3 separate regions of the Homo sapiens genome follow, and regions 2 and 3 are each linked to region 1. A link is a contact called in ENCODE Hi-C or POLR2A ChIA-PET data. All regions are on one chromosome and are shown on one strand. The core of a region is the stretch at or near the end of the contact, and the rest is flanking DNA. Distances in the headings are between cores, read along the strand shown. Region 1 holds the start of DNAH7 (dynein axonemal heavy chain 7). Region 2 overlaps HECW2 (HECT, C2 and WW domain containing E3 ubiquitin protein ligase 2). Region 3 overlaps HECW2 (HECT, C2 and WW domain containing E3 ubiquitin protein ligase 2).

Region 1 (2,934 bases), core at 291-2,790:
CCGAAGACTAACTTGGGCAACAAGCAAAGAAGCTGCTCAATATATAATAATGGTGACAGTAACAAATGTTATTTTTTAAATCTGATTACATTAATATCATGTAGAAAAAAACTAGTAAGATCTATTAAACAATTGCTCAGTGTTTTTGGTTACTTGTATCTGAACTTTTTGTTTTTTGCTTGTCATTTACTCTTTTATTATTAATACCAATACTAATTATACTTTAGCATATGAATCAGTGTCCATTTCTTAGTTCTTAAATTATACTTATTTTTTTAAAAAGGTTCAAACCAAATTTTCTTGAGCATTTCAGGTATTAATTACTTATTTGATGAACTAACCAATCAGGATCTTCACATAGTTCTGTTAGTAATGTACAACTCAATGGATAGGAGACTAAATCCGTTTTAATACTGTTTCCACAATAAATTCTAACACTACCGAAAAAAGCATTATAAAGCAATAAAAAAGAAATAATTACCGTTTAATATTGTTTAAAAGCTAAATGAAATTTGCAGGCTTAAAAACAACTGTTTTTCTTCCAGGAGGTTTATAGAGTCCTTTTCCTTATTCATCACTACGTAGAAAGCTAGAGTTATTTTCTAGCTAGCCAGAATAATGACCACGTTTAATATCTTCCCATTCTGTGCTGATATTAAGACGACTGACCATTGTTCTGCCTTTCTGTTAGTTGCTCTTAAGTTCAATAAAGAAAGAATTCTTAGAAGAAAAAGGAGAGAAAGACAGAAAGGAAAAAAACGAGAAAAAAAGAGAAAGAAAAGCAGCTATTGCAAAGTGCATCTTTTATCACATACCATGGAATATCATCTTAAGAAGTGCCATATGTCACTTACCAAGGCCTTTCATGTATAGTATAATATTGTATAGTTATGGTATGGCATGGTATCTAATTTGAAATTGACAACAACCTCAAAAAGAAGAAAAGTTGTTCTGATGTTTCCCCCGCTCTGCATAAGAGGTGGGAGAACTAAGGCTTACAAAGACTAAGAGATTTGTCCAAAGTCACATGGCTAGGAGTTGGCTTCGATTCCCACCTTAGAACCCAAACCCGCTGCAACTCCTCGCAGAGCCGCCTCTCACCCAAGCACACCGCCATTAGCACTCTGGGGGTGCTCTGGGCTGTGGCTCCCCCTGCTGGCGCGCCGCTAGGCGGCTAGGTTTGGTTGTTATGACGACCAAGGGCAAACAGCTGGGAAGGGAACTTATAAGGGCATTCACGGAAAGCGCTCAGTAACCCAGGCCACAAGTGGGGTGAAGGAAGCTGTACACCGCGGAGTCACAGCTGGGGAGTTCGCTAGGCAGGAGGGGCTTCCACCACTTCCGAAACGCCTGGGAAGCGTCGCGGCGGCGGCGAGCCTGGCAAAGAGCAGCCCTCTCACCTGCTCACTGCTCATGGCTGCGAGGACGCGCTGGCCTCACCGGTGCTTCTGGGTTGCTCCTGCCCGCGGAACCCCTAGGACGATAGAGGCAGGGCCCCGGGACTTGCAGCGGTCTCAGCTCCCTCCGCACCAGAGCCGTCTAGCGTCCGGGCAGCGTTTGTTGCTAAGCAACGGGCCCGCGCAGGTTCCATTTCCGGTCATCTGTTCCTTCTGGGGCTGGACCCGGAAGCTGGCGCGCGGTCCCGCAAGAGGAGCTTTCTGGGGCGCTGCTGCCAGTGTTGTGAGGTCTAAGGTGTGCGTTGAATAACCAAAGACACTGGGTGGGTCTCCTCCAATATCCTCTGATTACTGAAGTAGATCCTCACACTTCCGCACCCTCCTTCTAAATAAGCCGGATGCCCAGGACTGCTGCCTTAACCCCTCAGAGGTCTCGGAGAAACACTGGAATGAAATGATTACAGATTTCATTGCTAATGTGGGCGAGTGGAGTAATGCGAGGCAGGATCCAGTAAACACCTTTCATTATTCATGTGCTTCCAACCCCTGTGCTGTTGACTCTTCCCACACTCCAGAAAACTATCCTTTGGAAGAATACCAGTAAAGGAACCTTCCAACAATTCTTGAAACCAACATTCACAGATGGTTTACTACATGAAAAGTGGTGTGCTAAGCACAAATGTGACCAAGACATCCATTCGCCACAGGCTGGGGGGTGTCCAAGCCAAGCACTTACCGTGTAGTGGAGACGGTGCTAAGAATGGCAGTCCTCAGTGAGAACATAAAGCACCAACTAATTTTCTCATGGAGGGCATGGAAGGGATGTGGAAGCTGAAATGTGAAGGAAGAAGAAATGCCAGGCAAAGAATGCCGGGCAAAAAGCAGGTCACATACAAAGGCCTGAGACAAGAGAGCATAGCTATTGGAAGCAGTGAAAATGGTTCTGAGAGGTCGATGAGTAGGTTTGGATAAAGGGGATTGGAGCCAGTCTAGAGAAGAAGCTGAGGTGATAAGCAGGTGATATATCTTAAAGGACCCTATAAAAGGGCAGGAGTTTGGATGTCAAAAGCAACTGACCTCCACTGAAAAGTTTTATGCTAAGAAATGGCAGAATTCCATCCTGAAATTAACAAGGAACCCCAAGGGGTCATAAATAGCCAAAACAATCTTGAAATTAAAGAACAAAGTTGGAGTACTCACACTTCTTGATTTCAGAACTTACTACAAGACTATAGTGACCTTAACAATTTATTTTCAACAAATGATGCTGGGGAAACTAAATGTCCATATGCGGAAAAAAATGCAGTTGGACCTTTACCTAAAAACATCATATACAAAATTATCTCAAAATTGATCAAAGATGTAACTGTAAGGTCTTAAACTATAAAACTCTTAGAAGAAAACTTAGAAGAATCGCTTCACGACATTGGATTTGGCAGTGATTTCTTGGACATGACACCAAAACGACAAGGAAAAAATAGACAATTCGGCTGCATCAGAATAAAAAACCTTTGTGCATCAAAGAATACTCTCATCA
Region 2 (2,934 bases), core at 316-2,815, 170 kb after region 1:
TCCTAGGAACTAATGTCATTAATCCACACCATGAGGAGACTGCTTTAGGAAAACCAGTCATGATAAACGTCTGTTCTATTCAAACTTAAATATCAGTGCTTCCAAAGACTCTTCCCTATATCTTTGAGATCTCAACAAACTCTGGTCCAACAATGAAGGGAGGCAGCTGGAGTTCTGGGGGAGGAAAAGTATTCTCATCCAAACCAGACTGATTATGTAAGGAAATACTTGGAATCTCATGCATACTGGTGATTAGGCTAACATTTGCCTTCATTTTCAACTGTGCACCTTCATCTTTAAGCCAACTAACACAAGTGAGAAGTCCACTTATGCACATCAGCAATGAAAGGCTCAGATCTCATGCAAACTTCTGTACAAATTTTGTCATGTCATAGTGTGTTTGCACATACTACTTTACCTTAATGTAGGAATAGCTGGGAGACTACACAGCACTGCATGTGACAAGAGCGGAAGTTATCAGTCATTAGCTGGAATGGGCAAAATGTCCAGAGATAGGAAAAAATTCAGATGGGCTGGAGTGCAGGAGTTTTGCTTAGGTCCCAGAGCTAGTCCAAGAGTACCAGATGAAAGACAAACGGCCTGAATTTGAATCCTGATTTTTCTATTCCCTAGTTCCATCAGCAGATGCAAATTATTTTATAGTTTGGAGTCATTATTTCATCCACTGTGTACTGAATGGCTGAATTTGTTCAATATCACTAATATGATTCCATAATCTAATATACTTTATTCCCAGGCATGACTGAGAGGGATAGCCTTAAAATGATCCAAATCAACAAGAGCCACAGAGAACACAATCAGACAATTGTATGGTATTAGAAAAATTCCCTCTAGCAGCTGCTGAGTTATGAAGAAGATGTTGAGACTTGAACCCAGACCTGAAATGAGGAAGAAGGGGTCTGGGAGGGATGACAGCTGGCCTCTTCTAATGTGATGTGTAATAACAGTTATGTCTATTTGGGCACAACAGACACTGTGTAGGAGTCTTCCCCGCTTCATTTCCTAACCCTTATCTTGACGAGCACACTCATGGAAGAGTCATGGAAGGCGGGACATGTTTGTTTATGTTAGGTAGTAATGTTGGTAGGTGTGCTGCCTTCCCAAGGGAAGAGAAAAACTGGAGGCAGAGAAATAAGAGCCAAGGCCCAAGAGTTACTTCTGTGGAGGCTTCTGGGTAGAACAGCAAGATTCTAATTCATGTTTCTGAAACTGAACTTATTTAATAGAGGAAGCACGTTCTACCTAGCCCTGCAGGGTAGAAAATAAGATCACAGATCACAAAGGAATTGCATAAATGCAATTCCTTGTTTTTTTTCCTTGTAAAGCCTTACTTTTTCCCTTTAAGAGAAAGAGAGGTCCGGAGAGAAGAAACTGAACTAGGCTTCTGTTCTCAAAAATGATCTAAAGCTACAAGTTTTTACTAAAGGATTTCTATGTCAAGTGATTTAAAAGCCAGAGGAGACCTTTAAAAAAAAAAAAGCCCAAAGGTTTAAGTGTATGAGAACAGCACTTCCTGGCAGAAGGATTTCCTGTTTCAGGCAACCACAGCGACGTGGAGAAACATCCGCCTTGTGGCCACAGCCTATGTTCCACAGGCCACTTCTCTGTTCTACTCACCCTTCCTCCCCAACGAAGGTGACATATAGCTTATTTCTCTGCAGGTCTTTTCTGGAGTAGCCCATAATCTGATTAAAAGCATCTTCTAGTAAGTGATCTCTTCGGATAATTAACCTGTCCATAAAGAGACAATTTAGAAAATACAAATTATTACTATACTATTAAAGATAATTTACTTATCTTTCTAGAACATTTCCATTTGCCACAATTAACTAGGTAAGAAGAATGTTACTTAATATCATTGCTGTCTGCAATAAAGTACACATTTGTCTTGAACTCTTAATAGCATTAGCAAAAGTTACATGAGAGAATCATTGGTAGAGTACCCTACCTATGACCAGTGTAAACAACCGGAGAATCCTATCTAAATGGTCAAATCAGTTTATCCCAGAAAAAAAATGATCATAAAACAACACCACACACACCACACACACCGCCCCCCGCCCATACATTTTGTTTAGTAAAGCAAGAACAACTCTATGAGGCAATGTTTTAAGTCTCAATGCATGTAGACAAGGAATTCAATTATTAAGTGCCCAGCAAGATGACTGTGAGAACAAAGAGGAAAAAAAAAATTCTCAATATCCTCCAAAGCAGAGGAGTTTCCAATTGTTAATTGTTAAATTAAGTGAATCTTGACAGTCCCTAAGGGACAGATACAAATGAATGATGAGTGTGGCAGGTTAATCTACTTGTGATGATGCCAATTAAAGTCATCCTTCCATAGATATCAATTTGCTCTTAATGTAAATGGTAATGGGCAGAGAGATGATAGGGAGGCTGAATGCATGACAGCTGGATCATCCTAGACCTTTGTAAGTTAAGTGTGAGAAAAGTAAAGCTCAGAGAAGTATGGTGTTTGGGCAGGCAGATGATTTTTTAGGGCAATGAAGGTGGATTTTAATCAAGCAAGCCTTCCTGCAGGTGGGGCAGTGAGCCATGGGGCTGCTGTTGGTCTGGTCTCTGGACCGTCTCTCAGGCACCCAGGGTCACAGGGGTGCTCCAGTGGAGACCGTCCCTCCTCTGTCCTCTCTCAGTGGCAGACTGATCTCCAGTGGGGACGTGGGACAGGGGTGAAGGCAGGGAGGAGAGAAAGAAGGGTAAGTAGGGAATGGAAACAATTCTAGGCCAAACAACATGATGATGTTTCAGTTTCCCCATTTGAAAGGAGGAGATGGATGAAGAAAGGCCGAAACAACATTCATGACATGTTCTGCTGTGAAGTTTGTTTCACAGAACTGAACAGAGCTGAGCACTATTCCTACACTCAGGTCAGTTCAGGAGACAGAAACTTGC
Region 3 (2,934 bases), core at 228-2,727, 130 kb after region 1:
TTCCATGGCTGCTTATAAATATAGATCTCAAAGAAATGTTTGGGCAATGCCTGTAAACCCATAGGCTGGCAAACCATATGTCAATCCAATGCTTTTATGACCCCCAATTTAACTTCACTCTATTGAAAATCTGATTAGTCAAGAAATAAACAAAGATGTGGAGTAATCCCAAAAGCAATTAAAATGAAGAATACCTTCTCATAAAATTAAGCAGAAGTAAGACTAGTGATGTCATGCAGTTTTGGAGATGCCATAGAAAAACTGTCTCTTAATATTAATAAGAAAATTATGCATCAGTGAAAATGCAGGCTTAGAAATATAGTTCTGAGTTTCAATTTGTGGTGTCTTCACTGATGAGGGAAAATGGAATTCTTACTACTGATCTCTTCAGTGTTGCTGATGGCTCCTTAACTGAGCTTAGTGTTTAATGATGCTGTACAAATAAAAAGCAGTGGGGGAAATACGAAATATCTGTATTAAATGCCATCCTGTAAAGTATTTGATGGATGGAAGAGAGTCTAATGCATTTTAAATAAATGCATATCATACTATCACATATAGTGAATCTTAAAAAATTATTACTTAGATGCACAGTCCTTGTAGTGGTAGACACGGCACTGTGAAGGAAGTTTGATTTAGAAGCTATTTTCTATTATACTTCTCAAGTGATGGAGTTGCTGTTAGTCATATTGTAATGTCCCTTCACCTTTGGTACATTCAGTGCAAAATATTTGGGGAATTTTTTTTACCTTTATAAAAATAAAAGGCCCTTTTGTTTCCTTGAGAGTGCTTAAAAGGATACATATTAGCATGATGCCCGAGTATGCATGGAACATGAAAATGGAATGAGTGATACATACAGCATGATAGGTAGGTTCTTATATACATCTTAAAGAACATAAACATAATGAACCTACAAAAAATAAACAGAACTCACTGTGTACTTTTTCCTGATATGCTGTGATTAATTGCTAGTTATTTTAAAATTGTTTTCATGCATTATAAAGCATAAAATCTGTCATTAGTAATTCACTGAATAATGGTTTGTCTTTAGCCATAATTACACACATACCACTTGCATATACATTGTCACAGACCATCTTATTGCAAATCTGTAAAGGTACCTCATATTGACTTGGTTTCATTTTCACTCATGTCCCATGAAAGCGGAAACCTATGGTGCACACCATGCAGGCACTCATAAGCAAGAAATGAATATTCTGTTATAACTTAGGGCTTAAATGAATGTACTTTCAGGAAATATATTTACTTTTATTATATTATTTAACTTGCTCTAATTTGGAGATTGGGCCAAATGCTGCCAGTTTGGCTTGAACCACGTTCAAGGGTAAGTTTCAAGATTCTCCTGAGTCCCTAAAAATTACCGTGGAGCTGATCATGTATGGGTTCATCTTTGTCTTGGAACATAACAAATGGAAAAAGTTTGGCAGTCAAGAACTGTTGATTGAAAGACGGTTGGGTTGTTCCCTGGGCATCAAGCTCACCCAAATCCTTCCAAGAGGACTCATCTCCAGTCCCCAAATGTGACAGAGCACTTGTTCCTGGAAAACAACAGCACATAGCTTTATCCTAAAGGAAGCATCCTCTTGAAACTTCCAATGTTCAATCATTCTTCTAGAAGGCAGCTTCTGAACCTGCCTGTCCACAGAGATGGGCATTCAGCTTCCAGGTCACTCAAGTCCAAAAGTACTGGTTTCTTCAACTGCTGTCAACAGTTTTTCATAAAGCATGGAAAAGGATGGGTAGGGAGGCAGATCCAGACGGTTAAAACATGTATGCGCTCTGAAAACACAAGAAACAGCACATAGTTTAGAACAGGCCGAGTGAAATGAAAATGTGTGTGGTGTGTGTGTGTGTGTGTGTCTGTGTGTGTATGACTGTCTTTCACATTCAAATTTATTTGTTGCCAATTTTCACACTCCTTTTGAAAAATCTTTGAAAACATTTTGACCTTAAAAATTCAGAACTGAATTTCTCTAAGGAAAAGAGGATATTTAAAAAAATATTTTATTTACATTTCACCACCATTTAAAAGCTATATTACATATAAATGACCATTTATTGAGTGGTCTAAGGATTACAAAGACAAGTTTGGTTTTTGTTTCTCTTTTGATGCTAGATTTTTTTTTTAATACACGGACATAAGGCCTTGCAAAGTAGTTCATTTTGAGTTGGCATATGCCTGGGTGTCTCTTCGATACTCTGTAGTTATGCATTTTTTCATTTTCTTGGACAGGGAAGAGGAGCCAGTGTCTCTGAGGGCCTGCCTCATGGCTTAGAGTCTTGGGAAATTCCCTGGCTGGACTTTTCTAAGTCAGTAGGCCATTGTTACTTCTTTGAATCCTGTGCTAAAATTTGCTTTCTCCCAATTCACAATAACAAAATAAGCAATTTAAATCATTACATTAAGTATTCTTTTTTAGAAATACTTCTTTTGCCAAGATAGGAAAAAAATATGTTTTCCTGTTATTTGCATCTGAATCACAATAAAAAATAGACAGTCTCCAAATAGTACATCTTATCAGGAAGCAAATCTGCACTTTTGACATGAAATAGGAAACATTCTATTCTGAATGTACAACAGCTTGTTTGGGGGACCTACATAACTTTGACTTAAAAAAAATACTCCTGAATAAGAAATTTTAGGAACTATGATTATTAACAAGCTATTTCTACAAAGTCACATGTCTATACTTTTACTCTGATAAATCCCTTTTCCTTATGAAATAAATATAATTAATATTCCTGGATGCAGTGTAATGTAGTGGGAAGACCAGAGATTTGCAGTTGGACATATTTGGGTTTGGATTCTAGCTCTATCAACAAGTGTGTGATTTGGAGTGAGTTATTAAAACTCTGAGCCCGTATTTCTCACCTTTAAAAGGGTGGTTATATAACTTGTCTGAGAAGGAT

Evidence for each region. Hi-C counts contacts between places; a loop is a spot of excess contacts on that map. ChIA-PET counts read pairs that join two places held with the same protein, here RNA polymerase II (POLR2A). Pooled maps may share reads with other maps.
Region 2: a loop to region 1 is called in a map of B cell, with 10 times the contacts of the local background. The contact joins the enhancer-like site here to the promoter of DNAH7 in region 1. A Hi-C loop is called at or near these places in 3 of 168 maps with a recorded cell type or tissue (B cell, PC-3 and naive thymus-derived CD4-positive, alpha-beta T cell), 6 of 37 single-sample maps with no recorded cell type and 14 of 50 pooled maps. POLR2A ChIA-PET finds 5 or more read pairs at or near these places in 7 of 52 experiments (A549, AG04450, CD4-positive, alpha-beta T cell and 4 more).
Region 3: a pooled map shows a loop between it and region 1 (2.5-fold over the local background). The contact joins the enhancer-like site here to the promoter of DNAH7 in region 1. A Hi-C loop is called at or near these places in 3 of 168 maps with a recorded cell type or tissue (CD4-positive, alpha-beta T cell, endothelial cell of umbilical vein and naive thymus-derived CD4-positive, alpha-beta T cell) and 10 of 50 pooled maps. POLR2A ChIA-PET finds 5 or more read pairs at or near these places in 4 of 52 experiments (BJ, T-cell, activated T-cell and 1 more).

What each region holds. Positions count from the first base shown.
Region 1 is chr2:196,067,297-196,070,230 of GRCh38, forward strand. It overlaps DNAH7 (dynein axonemal heavy chain 7), which reads right to left and starts at 1,541. Exons shown (of 65, transcript NM_018897.3): 1 at 1,401-1,541. The coding sequence starts at 1,415. RefSeq lists enhancers at 833-882, 1,363-1,452.
Region 2 is chr2:196,238,811-196,241,744 of GRCh38, forward strand. It overlaps HECW2 (HECT, C2 and WW domain containing E3 ubiquitin protein ligase 2), which reads right to left. Exons shown (of 29, transcript NM_001348768.2): 21 at 1,639-1,752. Among named protein-coding and RNA genes, the nearest start is that of HECW2-AS1, 20 kb to the right of the region's middle. RefSeq lists an enhancer at 2,399-2,448. Within about 2 kb of position 1,566, at least 20 of the 41 ENCODE cell types and tissues checked have a DNase peak (open chromatin) inside an H3K27ac peak, as active enhancers do; they include B cell, CD4-positive, alpha-beta T cell and PC-3, where a contact is called at or near this core.
Region 3 is chr2:196,199,586-196,202,519 of GRCh38, forward strand. HECW2 (HECT, C2 and WW domain containing E3 ubiquitin protein ligase 2) reads right to left here. Exons shown (of 29, transcript NM_001348768.2): 29 at 1-1,803. The coding sequence ends at 1,692. Among named protein-coding and RNA genes, the nearest start is that of STK17B, 29 kb to the left of the region's middle. Within about 2 kb of position 1,478, at least 4 of the 41 ENCODE cell types and tissues checked have a DNase peak (open chromatin) inside an H3K27ac peak, as active enhancers do; they include CD4-positive, alpha-beta T cell, where a contact is called at or near this core.